Linked DNA regions of Homo sapiens: region 2 is linked to region 1. A link is a loop called in an ENCODE intact Hi-C map of the cell type or tissue named here. Cell type or tissue: endothelial cell of umbilical vein. All regions are shown on one strand.

What was found. Hi-C counts contacts between places; a loop is a spot of excess contacts. Peaks named below come from ENCODE experiments on the same cell type or tissue, not always from the same donor. Only the 100,000 strongest peaks of a DNase experiment are listed, where the experiment ranks them.
Region 2: it touches region 1 in a loop (23-fold over the local background); 3 of 110 quality-filtered maps call a loop at or near these places.

What each region holds. Positions count from the first base shown.
Region 1 is chr2:239,878,178-239,886,177 of GRCh38, forward strand. No RefSeq gene overlaps it. Among named protein-coding and RNA genes, the nearest start is that of MIR4786, 61 kb to the right of the region's middle. In endothelial cell of umbilical vein, a CTCF peak has its summit at 4,282 (motif pointing left); a DNase peak (open chromatin) is centred at 3,594; H3K27ac peaks cover 1,131 bases.
Region 2 is chr2:239,139,906-239,147,905 of GRCh38, forward strand. HDAC4 (histone deacetylase 4) reads right to left here. Exons shown (of 27, transcript NM_001378414.1): 8 at 4,678-4,809. Among named protein-coding and RNA genes, the nearest start is that of HDAC4-AS2, 50 kb to the right of the region's middle. In endothelial cell of umbilical vein, a CTCF peak has its summit at 4,143 (motif pointing right); no DNase peak of the experiment used is centred here.

The sequences.
Region 1 (8,000 bases):
AGAAACCATCCACAATGAAACACAAAGATTTTTAAGACTAACAAATAAAGAAAGGCGTGCATGCTGTGTGACTGCACTGATACACAATTCTTGGATGTGCGACCTAATGGATAGTGACAGAAAGATGGACAGGGTGGGAGAAAGAGACTTCAGAGCAGTGTGAGGAGACTTCCTGGGGTGGTGGACATGGTCGTCATCCTGTGCAGTGAAGGCTGCGTGGGTGTAAACACACAGCACATTTACCAAACTGTACAATGCTAAAACATGCAGTTTATTCATGTCAATTGTAGCTCCATAATTCTGTGATACGTAGTGGGGGAGAGAAAATTAAACATACGACATATTTGGAGGACTATTCAGCAAAATATTAACAATAGTCATGTCTAGATGGTTCATTACTAGTGGTTTTCACTTTCTTTCTTTTTTTTTCCTGTCTGATTTTTCTAATTTGGGTGCCATAGATTTGCATTGCTTTTTGTAACAGTTACCCATTACCGAGTGATAAATGGTCACATGCTTAGCATCTTAATCAACACTCATTAGCTCACAGTGTTATGGGTCAGAAATTCTGCACCACATGGCTGGGCTCTCTGCTTAGGGTCTCACAAGGCCAAAATCAAGATGTGGCAGGGCTGCCTTCTGTGAGGAGGTTTGGGGCAGAATCCCTGTCCGTCTCATTAGGGATGTTGGTCATTTGTTGCCTTGCGTCTGTTTGACTGAGGTCCCGTTTCTTGCTTGCTGTCAGCTGGGGCTGCTTCTGATCTGTGGAGGCTGCCTGCAGCTTCTCGGCTCATTGTCTCCTTAGCCAGGTGTTAAAGCAAACTAAATATGGCCTGTGATGGACTCCGTACTTCTATATTTGAGTCCTTGTGAATGAACTGTAACCTGGCTTAAAAGTCAGACAAAAGGCTGGATGCAGTGGCTCAGGCCTGTAATCCCAGCACTTTGGGAGGCCGAGATGGGCAGATCACGAGGTCAAAAGATGGAGAGCATCCTGCCTAACATGGTGAAACCCCATCTCTACTAAAAAATACAAAAATTAGCCGGGCGTGGTGGCAGGTGCCTGTAGTCCCAGCTACTCGGGAGGCTGAGGCAGGAGAATGGCGTGAACCTGGGAGGCAAAGGTTGCCGTGAGCCAAGATCGTGCCACTGCACTGCACTCCAGCCTGGGCGACAGAGCAAGACTCCGTCTCAAAAAAAAAAAAAAAAAAAAAAAAAAAGTCAGACAAGATTGAAAACTTAATTTAGGAGTATGTGCCTGCCTGAAACAATAGCTGAGTCTTGGCCAATCCCAGTGGCCACACTTCATAGACTGCTGAGTGTTCAAACTGTGTTCAAATAATGCAAACAACGAGCTACAACCAGTCCAGCCGTTCTGCACCTCACTACAAATTTCTGTACGTCATTTCCCTTTTTTTATCTATAAATCTTCCACCATGTGGCTGCGCGGGAGTCTGTGAATCTGCTGTGATTCTGGGGGCTGCCCGATCCGCAAATTGTTCATTGCTCAATTAAACTCTTTTAAATTTAATTTGGCTGAAGTTTTTCTTTTATTACAGGCCACAGCGCAGCTTCCTCCAGGCTGCAGGAGCACAGGTCTCTGACCCTGAGTCCCTCCTTTCCCCTGTCTCTCACCCCTCAAATCAGATGTGAAGGGCTCAGGCGATTTCAATCAGCACCCAAATAGTTGCCCTCTTGGTGAACTCGAAGCCAGCTGATTAGTGACTTTAATTACATTTGTGAAAAATCTTCACTGCCATGTCATGTATCACACAGGGTCTGCCACATCCCAGGGGAGGAAATAATCCAAGGCAGGTACAACAGGGGGTGGAAATCCTTGGGCCACTTTAGAATTCTGCGTACCATAAATGTGTAAAAAGATGAAACTTTCTACAAGAGAAAGGAAGGTCACTCTGAGCTGCATTTTTGTTCAGGAACAGAGAACTCATTGAAACCCACAGGCAGAGCTTGTGCAAAGGGAGAGAGCAGAGAGAACGGCCAATCAGTGGAAAGTTACTCTTCCTGCTTGGAGGAGATATTTTCCTCTATTTTAAAGGCAGCTGTGATGTGATAAACACAAGAGAAGAGCAGCCCCACCCCCCCACCCCATGCACTGATTTCCAGGAGTGGGGCCATGAGCTGGGGGCCCCTGCTGCTCCTGCACCCCTCACCTGTGGTCCCCTGGGGGTTAGGTGACCTGCTGGGTCAGACACCAGCTCTCAGGGAGCCGCAACTCCTGGCATAGGTGCAATGTCTTGGAGTGACAGCAGATTTTTTCAGGCCTAGCTCTGAACTCTCCAAACACAAATCCTCCTAGAAGTCAGCACCCCTCAGTGCCTCACCCTGGAGCTTTGCCACATCACCATTTATTAAGAGAGGGATGCATCTGCCCTGCACACCCTGATGGGACAATTTCCACCCCACCAGCAAGGGGACATCAGTGTGTCCCCCCAGGGCCCTACTGGAGCACCCACCAAGAGGCCCCAAGTGCCCCTGGGGAGAGGGACCTTCAGGAACTCGTCACCTCTCACTGTGCCCCTCTGCTACTCACCGGTCACTCCCCAGAGCCCATCACAGTGACCCAGCACTCCTGAAATGTGAGTTCAATGCTTCAAACTTTCTGCAATACTGACTCTTCAGGCGGATGGTTCATGGTCCCTGAATTCATGATCAGTTATTAAAAATAATAAAATACTTCATCTGTAGGGTGCTTGTGGCTCCCAAAGTGTTTCCTAAGGGTGTACTACCCGAAATCAAAACAAGAAGGGCCCAAATCGTGGGCTCTAATGCTTCCCCAGTGCCCACCCCCCAGCATTCCAACCAGACACAGAAGCCACCAGAAGCATGATCTTAACAAGCAGCATGCCAGCAGGGTTCCCCTAGCTCACAGAGCCCTGCAACCCCAGAACCTGCTTGGAGACCCAGAGGGCAGCCCAGACGCCACCTCCAGCTTTCCCACCTCCATCTGGGCCGCCCTCCCAGCAATCTCGAGTCCTGGGGATCAGGGACCATCTTATTCCTCTTTGCAGGCCCAGGACCTGCCTGTGCCCAGCACAGTACATCTTTGTGGGATAAATGACAGGAGTAATGCATTCACTCTCAAAGCCTGAAGATTATCGAAACAGCCAGGGTCGGGAAGAGAAAAAGGTGAGCACGCAACGCATGGAGGGAGGGAAGCCAGGGCTGAGGGACACCTGGCGTGGACCCTGGGGAACCCGGCCTCCCTCCTGCCCACTGCCCTGCCCCACCAGGGCCTTGCACTTGAGGGTCCGGGGTCTCTCAAGCCCTGTGACCCTGTGCGGGAGCACTCTGTTCCTGTCTTCAATCTTTTTGTGTTTTTAATGCATATCTCTCTCATTCAGTCTCTTGTTTTCTTTTCCCCTAAACCCAGTGGTACAAAAACCAAGGGGGGTGAGATTGTATCTCTGTTTGTTTTGATGGATTGAACATTTTCTTTCCTTGTTCTACATTTTTCAGATTTCTGGGGATTGTTTTCCACCTCTTGATGTTATCTGGGCTCTGGCCAACAGCAACACACACTCTGCCGGTGCCTGAGGGCGGAGTGCGGAAGCAGGGGGCTCAACTTTTGGCTAAATTTAGCTTCTCTTGGGCAGATTTATCTCCATTAATCATAACCAAGCGGAGTTGCTGGAAACTGTGCTTCCCTCGATCCAGCCGCCTGCGTGAATAAGTACTTCCATCCCAGAGAGGATTTCCTGGAGCGAATGCCAATAGTCTCCCTAAACAGCCAGGCAAGCCACAGCAAACAAACAAAAACAACCAAAAACAAAAGGAGCAGCAGCAGCTGGCACAGAGGCGGGTGCTCAGCCTTGTTTTATCCGCAGGTCCCGCACCAAGCAAGTGGAGAAACACACGAGGCTCCCTCAGGCTGGATCCCTGTGTCCCAAGACAGCCAGAGAAGGGGACGGGGACACTGCCCAGCTGTGGGCACCTGCACTTGGAGGTCACCCCACCACCGCCTGGGAAAGCCTCGAAGCCTCATAGCACAGGGGTGGCCAGAGTACTCCCTGAACTGCGAGTCTGGTTAGTTCTTGGTGGTGGGCACAGGTGAGTGACATCTACCTTCCGCACTTGTCTCTGTGTGTGAGATACTTGGTTATTGGAAAAAAATGAAATCTGTGAGTCTTTGGATCCCTGTTTGGCCCAGGAACAGGCCACCCTCTTCTTTACTGAGTCAATGCTAAAGTCACTGTTGACCCAAAGCATAGGGATGAGCGGGAGACGTTTCAGACTCCAACAGGTGCTCCATCTGGTGGCGACTTCAGGAACATCTTCCAAGTCAAGGTGGCAGGTGTGCACCTGTGGGCTCCTTCTTGAAGGCCCGTCCTGCAGGCACCCATCCAGGAAGGAAGGCTGAGGAACTGCAGGGAGCTGAGGGCTGGGCATGACCACAGACCATGATGGTTTTTCTGGGTGCATCATTCAACCACTATTTCCGAGAGCCTGCCCTGGTCCAGGCACTATGTGCTGGCAATCCAAAGAGGGGCTGTGGGCTGGGGTCTGAGTGTCAGACAGCAGCTGAGTAGAAGGTTTTAATCAGCGTTTTCCAGCACGTGAACTGTAAGACTTGCAGGCAGAGAGCTTCCTGTCTCCTGAAGGATTGAAACAAGAGCTTGGGGTCAATTGGAAGAGGGTGGGAGGTGGCTCTGCTATCCTGGGAGCCCACAATATCCAGTCTGGACCACTGGGTCCTCTGAGGTCCAGGAAAGATGGCATCGAGCCAAGCTCTGTTTCTCATACTCTATGGAGGACCACTGGATGAGCAGATTGTGACAAGGGCTGGCAGGAGGCCCACTAAGTGCTGGTGGGACTGGGGGAGGTCAACTCTGCCCTCAGGCTGGGGCCTTATCTGAGGAGCAGGTGCTGCTGGTGATGCCTGGAGCCCACCAACATACCTGGTACCCGGGATCAACGTCCTCTCACCTGAGTCACTCTGAGGTGCACGTCCCTGTGCTGAGCCTCAGTATCCTCAGCTGCAGAAGGGGCAGATAGACAAGAAGAACTCTAGGGCCCTCCTCCCCAGCTCTGTGACTCCATGAGTAACACACATGTATGACAGACGCATGACAGGCCTGACACTGCTGCCCCCTCCATATGGCACACAAACCTACCTCTCGGGCATCCCAGGGCTTCCTGGCAATGCCCTTCCGTGTGCAGCCAGGAACAAAGAGGCTCAGGACCTGGGTGGGACAGAGCCCAGGGGACAAGCAGATGCTCGGTGCTCCATGGATTGTGGGGCCAGCAAGGTGTGGCAACCGACAGAGGGGCTCCTGCCACTGTGTCTGTTCCCTGATAGTCCAGTTCCTCCCTGGTCAGCAGCCCTGGATCGGGGGCATCTGAAGTAGGATGGACACCCAGTACCCGGTCACATTTACTGTCCAATTTGCCAGGGCAAGCTGTTTGCCTGGGAGTCCATCCCTGCTTTGGGAGCCTCCCCAGAGCTGGACACACAGCCCCAACCCAGGACCCCAACCCCACTGAGGGTGGCAGCCACACAGAGGACCAGGCAGGTTCACAGCAGCACATGCTGGAAGTGAGGAAAGCCCCTTGTGCAGTCATCAAAGCTAAGCAGGGAGGTCGTGCTGGCGTGAAGATGATTTTACAATAAGATCTCTAGGACGATCGCCCACCAGCTGCCCCACCAGGCCGTAAAAACCCACTCCCACTGCAATGCTAAGCAAAAGTATTTCCCCACAATAGAACAGACACCACCCTCTGCCCTGCTGGCAGTCACCAGGAGAGAGGCACTGTCCTGAGCAGGGAGAATTCAGCATGAATAGCCTGGCTTCATCATTACATAGAAAGAGGGGATTCAGGAAGGCCGTGTCCAGACTTGGGGGCCTACCACGGTGATGCCCAGTGTCAGTGCAGTGGATGCAGACAGTGTTCCAAGTGTCCAGTTCCTTCCCTCAGGCACATGGAGACTGAGTCCCTCCGCACCAGCCTCTGCAGACTATGCTGCTGGCTGCTAACCCTGGCCACGGGGCCATGGAAAGGAGAGGCACGTGTGGCTTCTGGGAGAAAGCACTGAGGAGCTGCAGCTCTCCCTCCAGCTGTCTCCTCCCACAGTGATGGGAAGAGGCTCTCCAAAGGCAGGAGCGGAGGAGCCACAGCCTGCAGTGGCCAGGCCCCCACCACGAGGAGCTTCCATGTGGGGACAGAGCCTGGGACCCTCAGCTGGACCAGCAGTAGACTGTGTGCCTGCAAATATTACACTGCATGCTAAGCTACCAAGATCTGGGGAGTGTACATTACTCCACTTGGTTATTACACATGCACCTGGCCTAGCCTGGGCTAGCTCCCAGGTTGGTGATGAGCAAAAAGAAAATAAAGGTATAAGAACAATGTTGCATTAAAGAGAGAATATCAATAGATAGAAAATTTTTTTAATAAAAGAGCCAAATGGAAATTCTGAAAAGTATAAAAACTGACATTAAAAAAGTCAGTAGAGGGCCTCAACAGTAGATTTAAACTTGGAGAAGAAAAAAATCACAAATTTGAAGAAGATAGGTCTATTGAGATTATGCAAAATGAAGATCAAAGGAAAAAAGAATGAAGTAAAACAGATCCTCAGAGAAATGTATAAGACCATTAGGTGCACCAACATATGCATAATTAGAGTAATAGAAACTGGGGATAGGGCAGAGATAGGGGAAGGAGAGACAGAGAAAGAAAGGAACAGAAAAAAGATTCGAAGAAATAATAACAAAAAAATCCCAAATATATCGACAAACATCAATCTATACATCCAAAAGCTCAATAAACTGCAAGTAAAAGAAACACAAAGAGATCCACAAATGAACACATCATAGTAAAAATGCTGAAAGTCAAAGAAAATAAGACAATCTTGAAAAAGCAACAAGAGAAAAGCCACTTATCACTTACAGAGGAAACACAATAAGACTAACAGCTGACTTCTCATCAGAAACAATGGAGGACTGAAGGTGATGGGATGATATATTTAAAATTCTCAAGGAAATAAACTGTCACCCAGAAATTATATATGCAGCAAAGCTATCTTCCAAAAATTAAAATGAAATAAGGACATTCCCAAATGAGTAAAACTGGAGGAATTTATTGGTAGCATACCCAAGAAATACTAAAGAAAGTTCTTCAGGCTAAAAGCAAGTGACCCCAGTTGGTAATTCAAATTCACATTTTAAAAAAAAGCACCACTAAATACAAGTATGCAACTATAAAAGACAGTAAAATGCATGCTACTTCTCCTTTCTTATCTTAAATGATTTAAAAGGTAATTGTATATTCTTCCTGATAACTTTCTTTAAAAAACAAAAGAGCTATTGTACAAAATGGTATGCATATAATGTATTTTGGGGTGCATAACATATGGAAATGTAATATACTTGTCAATAACAGGACAAAAGAGGTGGGTGGGAACAAAGCTGTATGGGGCTAAAGAAATTACTCCAGAGAGTAACTTGAATCCATAGAAACAAATGAAGAGTACCAGAAATAGTAAATAGAAGTTAATATAACAAAAGCTATAAATACATACTTGCTCTCCTTCCCTCTCAGTTTTATTAAGAAACATAAAATTGTATAAGATAATAACAACAATGCATATCATTGGGTTAGTAACATTTATAGATGTAATCTGCATGAAAATAATACCACAAAAAAGGAAAAATATAATATATATGAGTAGTGTTCTGGCCAAGCACGGTGGCTCTCATCTATAATCCCAGCACTTTGGGAGGCTGAGGCAGGTAATAGCTTGAGCCCAGGAGTTCACGACCAGCCTGGGCAACATGGCAAAAAATCATCTCCACAAAAAATACAAAAATTAGCTGGGCATGATGGCACACACCTGTAGTCCCAGCTACTTGGAAGGCTGATGTGGGAGGATTGCTTGAGCTCAGAAGGTCAAGGCTGCAGTGAGCCATAATTAACCCACTGCACTCCAGCCTGCGTGAAAGAGTGAGATCCTGTCTTAAAAAGAAAAAGAGAGAGAGAGAGAG
Region 2 (8,000 bases), 740 kb before region 1:
GACAGGCAGAAGTCCCAACAAAAAGAACATGGCCATGGTTTCAAAAAAGAAAGTATGATGCTGATTTCTGATTTTCCAGTTTTGCCACTGACTTCACTTTTTCTAGGACATGTACGTTACCAATTTTATACCTCGTTTGATTTTCAAGACAATTTTAAACACCAAAAAGATAAATCCTTAAACACTTATTAGTGACCTAACAACAGAAGACCAGAAAATGCAGAAGCTAAGTGACTTTGAAAAGCAAAAGGTCAGCTTTCCTGTGCTCACTATAAAAAGCTTAGTTCAAAATAAAGCAACCTACTATTAGTGTTCACTCTGAGCTGAATCCTCTCATTTTCCCTACATAGCAGCAAGCATCCAGGGGAAAATATAGCCAGTGTCTCCTGAGATCTATCCGTGCTACTGGAAAACACACGCTCGGACAGTCTTAGAGGATCTTTAACCATCGGTGCGGCTTGACCCTGGTTAATGAGACCAGGTTCCGCTCTGACTGAATGTGACTTCCAAAAGGGGCCACGTCCAATCCAAAGATCCCTTCACCTCTGAAGGGGTCTGCTGCTATTTTGGGCACACACATCCACCGTGGGAGGCCGCTGAGGCTCTCGATATTCACACAAGGATTTGTTTGGCTTGTCATATGTTTAGTTTAACGGCATTTTAACAATGGCATCATCTGGTTAAAGCTTTCCAAAGAAAACACAATGTGACCCATTTGCCTCGAGAACTCTAGGCGTCTGCTGTTCAGCAACGACTCTGGGTGCTCAGAACCTCGCCCCAACCTATATGCGCAGCGCATACAGGTCAGAAGGAAGGGACATGGTGGGGGCCCTGGAGGGGAGGTTAAGGGATGTTTTCCCCAAGCAGCCCCTCAACGGAGCCATCCCCAGCAAAGCCTCCTCCACGGTCTGCTTGCTGCCCGCGTCCTCCTGGAGCCCACGAGGACGCAGGTGCCCACTCATGCTGACTCACGTGGTATCCACGCCTGCTGGAGGTGGTGACTCTGCAAATATAGCCCCGAGCCACAGTGAGGAGGATGAGGAGGGTGGGGGAACAGGTAAAGCCACCCACAGCTCCCCCAACCTGGCAGACCTGATTCCAAACTTTGCCTTTATTAGCTCATCCATCTCTCAGTCACTGTTTGAGGAAGGTGCCATTATGACCCCGTTTCCCAGAAGAGGAGATGGAGGCATGGAGCAGCAACATCACTCGTCCCAGGCCACGTGGCTTGAGGGAACTGTCATGGGCGTCTGCATACCAGAGTTAACCCAGCTGGGTGGTGAAGGCGCACCTCCTCTGTTGACCACGCTGCCCACCAGGAACACCCTGGGAACATCTTGCCCTCAACAGCAGGGCAGTCTAAACCTCCCAAGGGCAAACCAGGGTGTCCACCCAGAAGCCCTACACCAGCCGCTCCCCATGGCTCTTGGAGCTCAAAAGAGTGTGGGGTCAGCTCACTGTCCTGGGCATTGAGCATGAATACAGGACTGGGTCCCGACCCTACCCCATCCTCTTTCTTTCCCTGGCCCTCTCACCCTCTCACTTCCACCAGACACTAACTCCAGAGGTAGGCTTCTCCCGCTGCCGAGGCCATGTTATTTGCACTGTGAGTGGGCATTCTGAGAATGCCACCTGGGCTGAGCCAGTGTTTGCATTTCACTCAAGAAAGCAGGACCCGCCTTCTCCAGGCCCCTCCAACTCTCCCATCTCTGCCCCACCTGCAGCCCACCGTAGCCCACCCTAGACCCCTGCTCTCTGATGTCAAGCTGTCTCCAGCTACACACCAAGATCCAGCAGATCTTCCCTGTAATGGGTGCCTCCCAGCTGTGTCGTCAGATAAATACCCTCACGCATGTGCCTGGGGAGTCCGGACAACTTTTTGGGGCGGTAAAAATTATATGTGTAACTTTCCACCCACTTTTAACTCAACGAGGTTAATTTTATTTTTTTGCATTCTACTTCCAGGAATAGGTCTAAGAAAATTCATATAAATGCATAATCTTCATAGTATTACTTAGATCAGCAAAACGGGAACACCATTGGAGGTGCTCAAAAGGCGTGTGGCTGAAATTGAGTGGAGAGGGATGCAGGATGGCGCAGGAAGATGGTGAGAACTCAGCTGTGAGGAAGGCGCAGAACATGGGCTGCGGGAAGGCGTGCAGAGTGAGAGAACTCAGGTGTGAGGAAGGCACAGAACACGGGCTGCGGGAATGTGCAGAGTGAGCAGGATTCACTCTGGACAGAGTGCGTATGGGAATGCATTTTCTTCTTTGTGCTCTACAGTAGACACCCAATTAATTAGTGACTGAGAAAAAGCAGAGTATCCACCTGGCTCTCTTTCTGCCAAGAACCGCGACTGCCTCCACCGCTCCATATGGGACCACCCTGCCTAATACCTGTCTTCTGGAAATCGGCTCCACTCCTCCGTGTGGGACCACCCCGCCTAGAACTCCTAATACCTGTCTTCTGAAAATCAGCTCCACTCAGAGCAGCCTCCCCATCGTGGCAGCTCCCTGGTACCAGTGCCGGCCAGGAGATGCACAACCCTCTGCCTCTCTGCCCCAGCCCCACTCACCCGCCAAGTCCCAGTGCAAATGCCACCTTCTGCAGAGCTCTGCTGGCTTAGAGTGGCTTGTGCTGATCTCCCAACTCCTAGGTGCCTCGGCACGGGCTCCCTTTATGCCACAGCTCAGCACTGATCACGCCCTGCCACGCATGGCTCCTGGGTGAGCTCAGCACTGATCACGCCCTGCCACGCATGGCTCCTGGGTGAGCTCGGCACTGATCATGCCCTGTCACACATGACTCCTGGGTGAGCTTAGCACTGATCAAGCCCTGTCACACATGGCTCCTGGGTGAGCTCAGCATTGATCACGCCCTGTCACACATGACTCCTGGGTGAGCTCAGCACTGATCATGCCCTGTCACACATGACTCCTGGGTGAGCTCAGCACTGATCACGCCCTGCCGCATGGCTCCTGGGTGAGCTCAGCAATGATCGTGCCCTGTCACACATGACTCCTGGGTGAGCTCAGCACTGATCACGCCCTGTGACGCATGGCTCCTGGGTGAGCTCAGCACTGATCAGGCCCTGTCACACATGACTCCTGGGTGAGCTCAGCACTGATCACGCCCTGTCACGCATGGCTCCTGGATGGTCTCACGTGTGATGTGCTGCTTGCTCAAATTACATCACAAGCTCCTTCCAGGGAAGGACTCTGTCTCACTATTTTTGCGCCCAGCCCAGTGCTGACTCAAAAACAGCACTCAGTAGTCACTGGGTGACAACAGGAACACCAGCTTTAACACTCAGAAGAAGCTTGCTGAAGACTCCGTCTCACCCACTGCACACTTTAAAAAAAAAACAACAAAAAAACGCAAAGGTTCACGTGTCCATTAGAGCTGGCCAAGCAAGGCACTGCTCATAGGAAAAAAGGCTGCATTGGAGTTTGAAAGCTTTTAACTCACATGATTCCTCGTTTCAACTGAATCTTCCCCAGTCAGCTAGACTTAGTGAAACTTTAGATCATAACATTTCTTGATGGCTGTAGAAAAGGTCTGTGTGTACTATAATGGCCAGAGGAAAGAAACCTACATCAGAAATGACACATATGGAGTTCCCCTGGGCATGAAGATGTCAGATACTTTTTAATAGAAATCCACAAATATTCAGACCCAGACCCTTACACCGTGGTTAGGAACTCCTCAAGTAGAGAGGGGACAGGGCACGAGAAACAGGCAGGGCCCTGTATTTAGCGGGTAGGTCTGGCTCTCACCTCACTGCTGAAGCAGAGTCCCTGTGTGATGCCAATGCTCGCACACACGGGGCATGGCACCAGGAGCCCCTCCCCGGCTTCCCTAGGTCAACAGCCTGCTCAGTGGAACTGTGCCTTTCACAGACCACCTACCATGAGCCTTGGCCTTCAAGTTGAACACTTTCTGTTGTGCAAACATGTCCGCTGCCTCCCCTCTATCCAGGCCATGCCCAAGCAGCTCCTTTATCCTGGTGCTGTGATTTCAGGAGTGGTGGGGTGAGGGGTGTACCCTGGTGGTGGTTGGGAATGGGTGGTCCTCTGGATGGGGATGTACCCTCAAGAGGGGCGGGTGAGCCTTCAGGATGGGGGTCTGCTCGGTCTTGTCCTTCTGCGTGTCCACCACTAGATGGGGCCAACCGTGACACGTCACTAGGGCCAAGCTGAAGCAACTTCACTCCTTGCTTCCCTCCCTGCTCAGTTGATGGGTGCTCTGGCGTGGGAAGACGTTAAAATGCCCCGGTGGTTCAGACACTGCTCAGGGGCAGCGGAACAGGGCAGAGCATGCGATTCACCACTACTAGGGTGGGACTGGTTAAGACCCACCTTCAGAGGAGCCTCAACTCAAGCTCCTGACTGCATCTCCCGCAGTGCCAAGCTGGGGCACCCTTGTGCACCTCAGCCCACCTAGAACCAGCTCTGAGTCACTAATGCCAGGAGCAGGGCCCGGCTTAGACATGCCGGAGTCATCAAACCTGGTCCCCTGGGCCTGGCACTTCCAGCGCCATGGGAACAGGACCACACTGGGGGTTGACAGCGTGAGGCAGACACGTGGGTTTTCAGAAGCTCCTGAGAGAAATCGCCTATGGCAGGAAGGCCTGGCAGAGAGGGCAGCGGGGCGGGTGTACCTGCTCAGCCGACATACCTGTGACATCCAACGGACGCTTTTTTAGAGCAGTGACCACTGGCCCGTCTTTCCTGCGTAACAGGGGGCTGCTCCGTCTTTCGGCCACTTTCTGCTTTAGCCTGGACCGTAATTTCAGATTCGGTTCAGAAGCTGCACAAAAAGGAGATGTCATTACAGCCAGGCAGACACCACTGGCTCAAGGTTATCCTGTTGGTGGTTTTTTAAAAATACGCACTCTGGTGAGTAAATATTTGCTCAACACTGCTGTGTTGCTGCAGGGGAGAGCGCAGGGAGCTCACGAAGCAGGGGATTCTAAATCCCATTCATCAGTCCCAAATAATGAATAAAACGAATCTGGTGCTTTGGATAAATTTCTGTGGCCACAGCATTATGCAAGCGCTGGCACTGTCTTCACAGAATCAGGCCACCACTGTTTACCAGGAGATGGAAACAGGACTGACAAGCTGATTTACTGGGCGTGGCAGGAGGCTGCTGAGGTGTGAAGTCACTTAATGGCGATGTCTCGTAACTAATGCTCTTCTAGATAATACACCCCTATCTTCATAGCTGTGTTGCTCTAAAATCAGAGAAAGACTGACAGGGATGTGAGGCTGGGCCCAGGGATGTGAGGATGGTGTCCACGTTGCACACTTTCTTGCTCGCCCATGCATCGCCCCAGCTGTGTCAGTCAGTGAGGCCTCCAGAGCGTGAGGCTGCTATCCCCACCCCGACCTGGGGAGGCTCAGCAGAGCCCATCCCAACATCTGCGCCGGCTTCACCTTTCATCTGACCACAGGGTGAAGGTACTGGGCGTGGGTCGGTTTCTGTGAACAGCTCTGCCTGTGTGGACAGAGCCATTTGCGAATCTACACCTTTCAGCCCACCGTGGTCCCCAACTCATCTGCATCTGGAACCCAAACCTCCGGCGCGAGGCCCGCCTTGGGAAGCACTAGGGATCTAAAGGCAGCGACCGGAGTCAAAGAAATCCCCAAACCCACCCGGGAGAGGTTATCGGCTTTCAGAGTCCAGAACAGAGCCAAGAATACCGCCACGGAGACGTGTGTCACACAAGCCTTTGAGTTCTGAGGTTTTACTTGGCTACTTTCAAGATTCTACCACTTGGAGATTTGCACATTAGGGAGATTTTACCTCTTCTTAAAGAATCAGCACTCCTGCTGTTCTTAATCTTTCTGGAACAGGCAGTGCACCGCCTCCAGAGCAACAAGGAATGAGACGGAGTTTCTCCTGGAAGCAGGACTGATGTGGCTGGGCGATGGGGACCAACATGACTTCACTCTTTGGGACGTGCAGACAGCCCAGGACCTTCTCCACTTTGGAAAAGGCTTCGAGTCAGGGACAGTTTTTCTGCAGGTCTTGGAAGGATGTGGGAGAAGCAAGCTCCCTAAAACAGCCTTCCCAGAGAAACCAGAGAGGCGCTGTGAGAAGGTACCAGACTCTAAGCCTCTGCAGGGAGCGAGGCCTCTGTGCTGTGGCACGGGGGACCTGGATGACGACAGATGACGGATTCAGCCACAAGCCGGCCTCTCCACGGGCTACTGACGAGGGCACACTTCTGTGCCTAACACAACCGACCGAGGCAAGCGTAGATTCACAAGCTCCACTTCTATTTCCACGCTGGGTTTCTTGCCATTATTCAAAAGACAAAACAAAACCAAAAAAAACAAGCCAAAAAACCCAACTGATGACTAGGCAAGAAAACAGTACCTCTTCTCTCACCACCAGATCTCCACTGAAACCCACATGGGCTCTGCAGGGATTCCCCGGGCCTGGGACAGGAGCCACTTCTGAGAGGCAGGGGCTGTGTGTGCCCACAGAAGAGCACAGGGTCCCTGGCCCTGTGTGAAAGGTCTTCCTCAGTGGCTGCCCTGCCACATAGAGTGGGACACGTGGCATCGGGAGGCGGGCATGACATGGTCACTCCAGGCTACCATGGACTGGCTGTGGTACTGCAGCCCAGTGCACCGCCTCCCCCAGGCCCTGTGGGGGTCATCACGCTGCCACCAGGTCATCAGTCAGGCGGCAGATCCTCCACAGCCCTGCCGGGCACTCCAGACTCTTTGTGCAAGAGACTCTTGAGGAGAGTCCCATGGTGGCTGCTTCACCCCACCCCTTCCCTCCACTCCCCTCCCCTTCCCTCCTCTCCCCTTCCACAGGCCTCTGCTCCACGCCCCTCCCAAGGCTGCCCTGACCCCCCACAGCCCCACTGCCCCCATCACAGCCCCACTGCCCTGTCTTCCTCACAGCAGCCTTCTCACCATCTGGAATTCTTCTGTCCCCTCACCTGTTTACCCCCTGCCTCCCAGCCTGCACACCTGCCTGGGCTCCCTGATTCTAGCCGACTGCACGTCCCTGGTCGACTCTGCCTGCAGGGTGGCTGCAGCTGACCAGGAGGCTCCAGGACACCATGCCAGCACTGCCAGGGACAGCATGGCATGAGGCTGGGGCCCTCCGCTCGTCCCTGCCCCGTGGGCTATTCAGCACTCTGACTCCCCCGCAGAACCTATCAGACAAGCAGGGTTTTGGATGCGGGGCTCGGGGAGGGGATTGAGCAGCAGCACGTGGACCAGGAGAGAAGGGGGATGCTGGAGACCACCCGGGGCACATGAAGTGGCCTTCCTGGGGAGAACAGAGAAGCCCTAGGGGGCAGAAGGCAGCCGGGGGAGCCGCATACCACGAGGACCGGCTCACTGCCTGCTTTCAGGGTGGCCAGCCTTCCTGCTTCCTGCCCTCCCTCATTACTTCCAGGCCGGGCATCTCATAGATTGACTTAAGACATAGGGACCTACAATATCAGCCCTTCAAATGCATGTGTCTTAAAGCTTGCACAATGCCTGTAACTCCAATAATTCTGCCAAAGGCAGCCAAAGTGGAAGATGCAGGTAAGCCGGCACCTGGTGACTGTGAGGGTCGAGGCTGCACGTGTACTGGCTCAGTGCAGCAGCCCCTTCACCGCCCTCGCGGGCCTTCCACTCATTCCAGGCACGATGTGGCCAGGTGGAGGAACTGCAGAAACTGGATCCCACCCCTAAGAGGGCTGCAGGTACATTGACAGAACCAAAGCATCAGGCCGGAGGCCTCATGGAAGAGTTGCTCCCACCAAGCGTGGGTGAGGGCAGGAAGGATGCCAACTGTACTTCCAAATGCAGTGTCTGCTCCTTAGGGAACAGGGAGCAGGTGGGATTGTTTCTCCTGAAGCCAATCAAGTAAATGACTAATTAAGGCGATACAACATTCCAATCACAACCTTAAAATTCAACGCAGTGCCCAATGCCTAGCAGGTGCCTTCATCCTTCTGCCAGAAGCAATTCTGATGGAGACAC